Regions from separate parts of the Homo sapiens genome. Here region 1 is linked to region 2. The links are chromatin loops, found by intact Hi-C in ENCODE. Cell type or tissue: PC-3. All regions are shown on one strand.

Region 1 (5,000 bases), 360 kb after region 2:
AGTTGTATGTCTATTCAGGGGCTGGCAACTGTGGCCTACACGTGAGCTGCCTGTTTTTATAAAGTTTCATTTGCCTCTAACTGTGTTCATTCATGTATATATTGTCCATGGCTTCTTTCATGACACAACAGCAGAACTGAGTCATTACAGCTGAGATCACGTGGCCTGCCAGACAAATATTTACTGTCTGGCCATTTAAGAAGTTTGCTACCTCTGGTCTATATATTACTTCTGTTTTGGGGCCTTGTAACCTTATATAGAATTAAGATTTTTCTGTGAAGAGCTGTTGTATTTCTAGATGTCTGGATAGTAGATATTCTAACAATATTTTAAAATATCTGCCATTGGTGATTATTATAGGCACTAAGGTAAAGTCAATAAGAACACAGACTGACTTCTATGCAACAAAACCTAAGAAGATGGATTCTAAAATGAAACATTCTGTTCCTGTGTTACCTCATGGCGATCAGCAATATTTGTTCAGCCCAAGTAGAGAAATGCCTACTTTTTCAGGTACATTGGAAGGTCATCTGATTCCTATGGCAATTCTTTTAGGTAAGAATCAACAAAATATGTGGGATGGATTTTATTTTATTTATTTATTTGTTTGTTTGTGTGTTTATTAGAGACGGGGTTTCACTGTGTGGCTCAGAGTGGTCTGGAACTCCTGGACTCAAGCAGTCCACCCACCTCAACCTCTCAAAGTGCTGGGATTACAGGCGTGAGGCACCGTGCCCAGCCATTGAATTTTAAATTCTTATCAGCAGTAGCAGAACTTACAAAATGGTACTAACATGATAGTCATCTACCTTTTCTTGTAAATGTTATTTGTTTTTGTGGGGAAGGCCTCACAATGTATTTTATGCTGTGTAATAGCAATCTCTGAAATGATGGGTTCCTGCTGTAGTTTCACCAATAGGAAAAATTCTTTTGGTATGTTATATTATTGTAGATGAAATGAAATTTTAAACAATATTTTGGCTGGGCACAGTGGCTCATGCCTTTAATCACAGTACTTTGGGAAGCCGAGATGGGAGGATTGCTTGAGACCAAGAGTTTGAGACCAGCCTGGGCAACATAGCAAGACCTTGTCTCAAAAAAAAAAATTAGCTGGGCTTGATGGCTAACACCTGTAGTCCTAGCTACTCTGGAGGCTGAAGCAGGAGAATCCCTTCAGTCCAGGAGTTTGAGGCTGCAGTGAGCAATGATTATGCCACTGTACTCCAGCCTGGACAACACAGCAAGACCCTGTCTCTTAAAAAAGAAAGTTTAAATATGTCATGGACATTCATAATAATTCAATAAGTTTGATTATCTTGTTAATATCATTATGTCTTTGGGGAAGTATTAAGGTACTTTTTTTTGTACTTTTGAACTAGGCTATCATAAGTGAAAGCTGTGTGGGTGTGTAATCTAAGCCAATAGTTGTTTATTTACTTATTTGCCTTCTCTCTGAGTCTTCATGTTAAAAATTGAACAGATCATTTTTGTCCTCACACCAGCTGTTCAAGTCTAATTAGCTCTTTTTTCCCTTTAGTGTCATTGCTGTTCTTTTGTTTTGATTAACAATTTAAGTATGAATATTTTTTAATGTAAGAGACTTTTTTATTTTTGATATTATGGGTTAATTTCATGTCAACATAATAGCTCTCTGTTTAAACATATCTCCTAGTAATAAAATAGCTCACACTTTTAAAGTTCTTACTGTGTGCCCGGTACAGTTCTGAGCACTTTACATATATTCTCTCATTTAATCCACCCTATAAAGCACATGGTAATATACAAATTGTATAGCTAAGAAAACTGAAGCACAAAAGGGTTACATAATTTGTCAAAGGCTACACAGCTAGAATGGTGCCAGGATTCAAACCCAGGCAGAGGCAGTCTGGCTTTATAGTCTGTGTTTTCAACAAGTACACTGTACTACCCCTCTTTACTTTGATATGTAGAAGTCAAGTGGGACTTTGGAAGTGAAAGTTTTTGACATTTTAAAATGTGGATAGTATTAATAGCTTTCTATTAGCCTTTATTTTGAGGTTTAAATTAGATAGTGATGTGAAGCGTTGAGTACATATAAGTGCTTAATAAAAGTCACTGGGTATGGTGAGTATGTCGACAGTGCTGATGATGGAGGGAGGGGTGATTGTCAGATAGGGCTTTTTTAAATATGAGAATATAGCCATTAAGATCCAGATGGTATATTAGACTTTTCCCTTTTTTTCTGAACTAGTTGACTTATTTTTTCTCCTAAACTTCTTAGGACAAACCCAAAGTAATAGTGATACCATGCCACCTGCTGGAGTGATTGTCAGCAAGCCACACCCTGTAACTGTGACTACTTCTATTCCTCCATCATCTCGAAAAGTAGAAACTGGAGTAAAGAAACCTAACATAGCCATTGTAGAAATGAAGTCAGAAAAAAAGGATCCTCCTCAGCTTACTGTGCAGGTATGCCAGGGTGCATGAGTAGAAAATTTTAAGGAAGAAAAAATTTTTTTGCTTAACGTTAGTACGGAAATCCATTATATTGCTTCATAAAAATATTGCTTTTGATCATGACTCTTTTTTTTAAATTTATTTTTATTTTTTAGACAGAGTTTTGCTCTTGTCGCCCAGTCTGGAGGGCAATGGCGCAATCTCGGCTCACTGCAACCTCTGCCTCTTGGGTTCAAGTGATTCTCCTGCCTCAGCCTCCTGAGTAGCTGGGATTACAGGCGCCCGCCACCATGCCCAGCTAATTTTTTGTATTTTTTTTTAGTAGAGATGGGGTTTCATATGTTGGCCAGGCTTGTCTCAAACTCCTGACCTCAGGTGAATCCACCTGCATTGGCCTCCCAAAGTGCTGGGATTACAGGCATGAGCCACCATGCCCCGCTGGCTCTGTTATTTTTAAAACTGTGATATTAATATGATGTTTCTGTCCTGTTTTGCATGATTTAAGCTGCTCTTCTAGGCCAATGACTTATATACAAGTGGCTTGGTGATATTCCAAGGGGAACAATTGAACTGTGTATTATAATTAATTTTAAAAAGTTAATATATGTGACTTATATAATTAATACTTCAAACTTTACACTAACATATGTTAGAAGACTTGAATGAATACAAGACTTCAACAGGCTCATGTGGGAAGAAACCCTTTGACATTTCACAAACATCTACCCTTCGGCCTGGGATCCAGCTGTAGAAGCTGAGGTCTTCACTAGGTCTGGACAAAGGTGAACATGAGTATTTACATGCGACTTTCTATTGACCAGTCAGGAGGCAACTGTAGGAAAGCATTCATGAACTGTGGTAAACTTTTTGGCTGATTTACTCCAACTCCTGTATTCGTCTTACCATCCTTGCTTACTTACAAATAATTAGAACACTCCAGTCCTTAGACTGCTCCAAGGTTCCTCTTTTGATTGAGCCAGGACAAATGAGTTTTCTTGGGCAACTTAGTATGCCCTCTGGGAAGAGAGAAGACTTGCCTCATTCTTGGATCCTGATCACTGAGGAGAAGATAATCCTGGAGCTGTCGGATGCCACCACATGAACAGTCAACAGGCTCTTAGTACTGATTTTTGACTGGACACTCCTCCCTGAACAAACGAACTATCCATTTCTTCTGCACAAATTTATACAGAACAGCCTCAACCCACCAGCCTGAGAGATTCCCAGGGACTTAGAAATCACCCATGTAGCTCCACAAACACTTCGTTCTCATAGATTGACTTCCACCCTGCAGCTAAAATTGATAGTGTGTTTTCACAGCCAAGTTGTTAGGGCTGAGGCAGTCAATGGATCTCAGGAATATTCCCGGCCCTGTGCTTGATAGGAGCAAATGCACAATAAAGCCCTGGCTGCAGAATCTTTCAACTTCCAGTCATTCTTGCAGGGCAGGGAACTCCCAACATGAACCCAAGTGTGTTCCTCTCTTATAGCAGTCTTTGGGCATCCTTCTGACAGCGTAGGCCCACTAACCCAGTGGTGCAGCAGCTATGGAGGCTTCGGGAGACCTGGGGACACTTCAGCCTGGACAGCTCCCTGAGCCAAGTACAAACCCGGTCAATGTGTATTGAACGAATGAGCATCACTAGCACAGTCAGTCCATGGAGGAAATTAGAGGATCTAGATCAGGGGGCAAAGAATCCTGAATTAAAAGGCAAACAACACACAGTAAGAACATATGAAACGAAGATGCTAGTAAAGCATTAATTTTTAAATATAAAGATCTCTATAAATTAATAAGAAAACACAGATCCAAGTCTAGAAATGTTCAAAGGACATGAATAAGACTCTACAAAAGAGGAAGTACAGTTTATCAGCAAGCAAACTAAATAAGTTTTGCCAGTAACCAAGATAATGCAAATTGAAATAACAATAAGATGCATCCATTTAAAAACTATTATTGCTGAAACAATCATATTATCTAATTTTGGTGAGGGTTGGGTAAAACTTAGACTTAATTATGTTTTTGATGATGTAAATAGAGGTTGTTAGGATTACATTTCACCAGTACTTCCAAGAATCTTAAGTATTCGTGTCCTGTGGCCCAGAAAGTTAATCCAATATCTGGCTATCTAGTATAGTGAATTAATTTAGGGTTTAGGAAGAAAATGTGTGTGTGTGTGTGTGTGTTTATGTGTGTGTAAGTTTTTTTTGTAGTGATATATATATAATAGTGGAAAAATTGGAAATTTCCTAAATTTTTCCAATTGAAACATAATTAAATAATTAAGACATGTTTGTTGAAATGTTATATAGTCATTTAAAAATATAATTATGAAGTCTATACAAAAGCATGATAAGTGTTTATGGTTCTTGTAATCAAAATGAAAAATCAAGAATGAAAACTATTTTAAATTTTAGTTATGTATAAGTAGATAGTAAAAGACAAAGGGAATAGTGAAAATGAAGTCATCTTAAGATAGAATTTTGTGTGTTTTCCTCTTTATTTTTCATATTTTATAAAATATGCTTTCATAATTAAAAAATTTTGTTATCCATTGGGTTCA
Region 2 (5,000 bases):
CCATCCTGGCCAACATGGTAAAACCCTGTCTCTACTAAAAATACAAAAATCAGCCAGGCATGGTGGCACATGCCTGTAGTCCCAGCTACTCAAGAAGCTGAGGCAGGAGAATCGCTTGAACCCAGGGGGCAGAGGTTGCAGTCAGCCGAGATTACGCCACTGCACTCCAGCCTGGGCAACAGAGTAAGACTCCATCTCAAGAAAAAAAAAAAAAAAGAAAGAAAGAAGGAAATAATTGATCTTGGTTTACTATGCATAGTAGAAACATGTCCTATGTCAATAACCAGTGATAATGCTCAAAGATGTAAAGTTATATTTGTTCTGACAATCTCTAAAAACATTGCAATCCAGGAAAGGAAGATTCAGAGAGCTCAGCCTGAAAAGTTCCTTCTAGTCATGTTACCTAGAATTGGAAAGTTCATCCTCATAACCAACACTTCTTTTTCACAAGTTGACATGGCACTGATTACATCACAACCCCAAACACTAACAGCAACCCTAGCAGCAAATGGGCAGGAAGAATGGTTTCTAAGTAACCATCTCTCTTGACAGTCAAAATCCTCCCAACAAACTGCACTGTTCCCACTCCCAAACACATAATCCACATTATGAAAAATTCCTTTTCACTCTTGTTGAACCAGCATCTCTTTAGAAGACGTGTCCCACTGAGTCCAGCATGCACAGACAGGAACGACGGGCTCCTTGCCATGGAGCTAATGGATTTTTCCATAGCATCCTTACCGAGATCAAGTCACTCGGGATTAATCTGATGCTCCTGCTAGCATGTCCACTGTCAAGAATTCCAACACCTAACAATAGTGAAAAACCTGGATGAGATGTCAGCCAAAACCCTAACTTAGGTGTTCAGACAGTTAGATGGTTCAGCATGCAAGAGGGACTGGGACATGGTTCAATTTCTGACTGCTGTGCTTGAGGTGAACTGAAACAGTTGAGAATAAAACTAAGAAACATTAAACAGAAATGTCAGAGAACAGTGCCACATGGCCAAGAGATGCTTAGTGATATTAAATAGTGTGTCCATAGCTCAAATAGAGAAATGTCCTGTTGCAAGTGGCAGGCAGACAAAATGTGTCTACACGGTACCCTCTCTTAGCCAACTTTATCTGTCTGGCAGATCTCTGACAATCTCTTAACAGCTGTTCAAAGCCCACGACGATACTTTGTACTTACATGGGGCTTTCCTTCCAAGAGACTCAAACGGCTTTTCAGGCTTTATTCTCCAAACTTACATTGTTAGCTAACAGGGAACAAGTTTTATAAGTTTTGTTTTACTTACAGGTTACTTGGTAGGTGAAAAAAAAAAAACTACCTTGGATGCTCAAATATCACAGCAGAGGCTTAAATGAGCTTGTGCAAACCCAGAATTTTTGCCTCTCTGGATCAGACCTGTTTTCTTTATTCATTGCAAATATTTCTGTCTAGGGTTACCAAAATCGAGAGTCTTCATTTTGTTCAGGACCAGAGCCATGGGTTAACTCTCAACAAAATCAATAAAATATATGGGAGAAATTTTGCCCTATGACCCTGAGTAATTTTAGTAATCTGACTCTGCTACAAACATGTGTCATTTAATAGGCAGTTCCCACCAAAGGTGCTCAGTTTCTCTAACTGCATTTTTATCACAGCTTTGACTTTTTTAGATCTCCAGAAGATACAGAAGTAGCTAGCACTTCCAGGCTGTTACTAATGCATCAAAGATAGAAAAAACCTTGGTTGAGAATGTGTCATCCCAACAATGACGGCAGGAAGATCCAGAGTAGGAACACCTGTTCCCCAACATCTGCTGTCTAATCTTGACTTTCAAGGAGAATAGAGTCTCACCTGTATTTTCTGCCTTTTTGGAATAGCAATGATTAGTTTGAATCATCATCTTTTGCCTATTTATTCATGAGTTTTACATGTCAAATTTCTCTTTTAGTGGCTTTTTCTTCCCTTTACTAAGTTTAAAATTAAATCTAAGGTAAACAAATTAGAGGCCGGATGCAGTGGCTCACGGCTGTAATCCCAGCACTTTGGGAGGCCAAGGCAAGTGAATCATGAGGTCAGGAGATCGAGACCATCCTGGCTAACATGGTGAAAAACAGCCTCTATTAAAAATACAAAATTTAGCCGGGCGTAGTGGTGCACGCCCTTAGTCCCAGCTACCTGGGAGGCTGATGCAGGAGAATCGCTTGAACCCAGTAGGCGGAGGTTGCAGTGAGCTGAGATTACGCCATTGCACTCCAGCTTGGGCGACAGAGCAAGACTCCATCTCAAAAAAAAAAAAAAAAAAAAAATTAGCCCATGTGGAAAAGAAGAAGGATGCCATGAAAAGAAACAAGGTAGCTTCACCAGGCATGGACTGAGCGCATATTAGCCTTTCTCCCACTTCTCCCATGAAGGGAATGGCTCTGACACATCCCGGTGGCATCTTTCTCAAAGAAGAAACATTTGTAGGCATACGTTTTCCTGGGAACTCTTATGCCAATAACAATCAAAAGCCATTGTTTCCACCTATAAAGTGACTGAAGCCCTAGAAATGACACTGCTTTTATTTCCAGATTTTTTTTACCTTGGGCATCAAATTGGGTGCAAAACTTAAAAGCCAGAAAGAAAATATTAAATTCGTCTTGAGGATGTGCAGCGACTCTCCAGCAGATGGCTCTCCAGGATCATAAGGTTCTAAGGGATACCAGAATTTTCTGAAATAACTACCACAAAATCCAGCAACTCACAGTTAAGCTGACTTAGAATACATAGAATTTCATTACATTTCTAAAATGGAAATATTCCTGCCAAGTGCTTTTACATTTTTATCATGTAATAGGAGATATATATTAGACTATATACATATACCGTATTTATCTTATTAAGTTCATAGTGAAATGAACCCCAAAGAACTCACTATTCAATTTAAGGACTAGTAAGTTATTAATACTGTTACACCTATCTGCATATTCTTCTTAACATCCTTCTTCCCCTTAAAGCCATACAAAGTTACTGACTGCTATATTTGGGGACTTTCTTTCCATTCAAAATTATGGTTTTAAGTTTCACACATCTTGTTGTACAAAACACTAGTTTATTAATTTTCACGATATATGCTGTTCATTATGCATATATGTCACAGTTTGTTTATCCCCATGTCAAGGAAGATTTCGGGTATTTGGTTGTTGCTAATTTTTTTTTGCTGTTATGAATAGTGCTGCTTGAACACTCATAAATGATCTCTAGTGTATTTGTTCAAGGCTTTGTCTAGGGTACATTCCTAAAAGTGGAATTGCTAGGTTAAAAGGAATACAAGTGTTCAACATCCTAATGTCTAGATAAATGTCCCTAGCTCCACATCCTCATCAACCTTTGGCACTGTCAAACATTTCTTTTCAATCCAGTGTGTATAAAATGATGTCACTCCAGATGTCATTTGCACTTTCTTAATGACTAATGAGGTTGTGTATCCATTCAGTATCTGTGTGAGATGCCTACTCATGTCTTTCACTCATCTTTCTATTGGGCTGTCTGTCATTTTTCCGCTGATTCTTTTAGAGTTCTTTCTATCCTGGACATCAATCCTTTATCAGTTATATGGATTACAAATATTTTTGCTAATTTTAGAAGCTGTATTTTCACTTTCTTTCTAGCATCCTTTTATAAAAGGTTTTAGTTTTAATATCACTGAATTTATCAGGATTTTTATGGTTAGCAATTTTTGTGTCATATCTAAAAAAACTTTATTGTGAGGTCAGAAAAATATTCTACAATTTTAGTCAGTTTAAGGTTTGCCTATTACATCTGTTTTTAAACCACATAGAACTGATTTTTGTGTAGGATGTAGCTTCAATATAGTTTTTTCTATATGGACAACCAATTGTCCCAGAACTTTTTGTTTGTTTTAAATGCTTTCCCCATCACTCTGCAGTGCAATTTTCGTCACATGTCAAGGACCCTCTATAGCAGTGTGTTTCCATGCCTATTCTGCTTCACTGGCCACTTTGACTATTCCTGTCCATGTCCTCCTTGTCCAAATATATAATTATATAGTAAGAGCTTTATAAGTCTTAATATCTGTTAGGGTATTTACAGACACCTTCCTTCAATTTCTTTTTCTTCTTTAGGAGTACACTGGCTATTTCTTGGCCTATTGCTCTTCCATATAAATTTTATCAAAAGTTTACTAAGCTGTTCTGAATTAATGCAATGTAAAAATAAAATAATGAAATCTTACTGTTATTACTTCATTCTATTTTCTTTGGGTTTCTTCTATTTTGTTTTTATAGCTGTATTAGTCCATTCTCACACTGCTATAAAGATACTGCCTGAGACTGGGTAATGCATAAACAAAGGAGATTTAATTGACTCACAGTACTGCATGGCTGGAGAGGCCTCAGGAAACTTACAGTGGTGGTGGAAGGGGAAGCAGGCACGTTCTTCACAAGGTGGCAGGAGTCAGAAAGACCATGAGTGAGTGTGAAGAAGGAACTGTCCAACACTTATAGAACCATCAGATCTCATGAGAACTCACTACCACAAGAACAGCACAGGAAAACCACCTTCATGATCCAATCACTTCCCACTAAGTCCCCACCTCGACACATGGGGGATTACAATTCAAGATGAGATTTGGGTGGGGATACAGAGCCAAACCGTATCAATAGCTTAAGGTGGAAGTTACTTAGCTCATTAATTTTCATCCTTTCCGCTTTTCTAAGCTTTTGGGTTTTATTTTTTAAGCTGATAATTGTATATATTTATCATGTCCAACATGATGTTTTGAAGTATATATGTATTGTGGAGTGACTAAATCTAACTAACATATGCATTACCTCACAAAGTTATTTTCTGTGCTGAGAACGTTTAACATCCACTCTCAGTATTTATCAAGAATACAGCATGTTGTTATTAACTATAGTCACCATGTTATACAATAACAGAAACTTTTTTATTTTTTAAAGTGAACAAACTCACTGAGGGAGCTTTCTAAAGGTTAAAAATTTCCCATT

The links. Hi-C counts contacts between places; a loop is a spot of excess contacts. Peaks named below come from ENCODE experiments on the same cell type or tissue, not always from the same donor. Only the 100,000 strongest peaks of a DNase experiment are listed, where the experiment ranks them.
Region 1: a loop joins it to region 2, with 7 times the contacts of the local background. A loop is called at or near these places in 4 of 110 quality-filtered maps.

The regions. Positions count from the first base shown.
Region 1 is chr14:58,465,475-58,470,474 of GRCh38, forward strand. It overlaps KIAA0586, which reads left to right. Exons shown (of 31, transcript NM_001329943.3): 15 at 361-555; 16 at 2,261-2,448. Among named protein-coding and RNA genes, the nearest start is that of KIAA0586, 40 kb to the left of the region's middle. In PC-3, a CTCF peak has its summit at 2,274 (motif pointing left); a DNase peak (open chromatin) is centred at 137.
Region 2 is chr14:58,105,489-58,110,488 of GRCh38, forward strand. The region is part of intron 4 of ARMH4 (armadillo like helical domain containing 4); the gene reads right to left. Among named protein-coding and RNA genes, the nearest start is that of ARMH4, 44 kb to the right of the region's middle. In PC-3, a CTCF peak has its summit at 2,642 (motif pointing right); DNase peaks (open chromatin) are centred at 1,743 and 2,663; H3K27ac peaks cover 1,174 bases; H3K27me3 peaks cover 819 bases.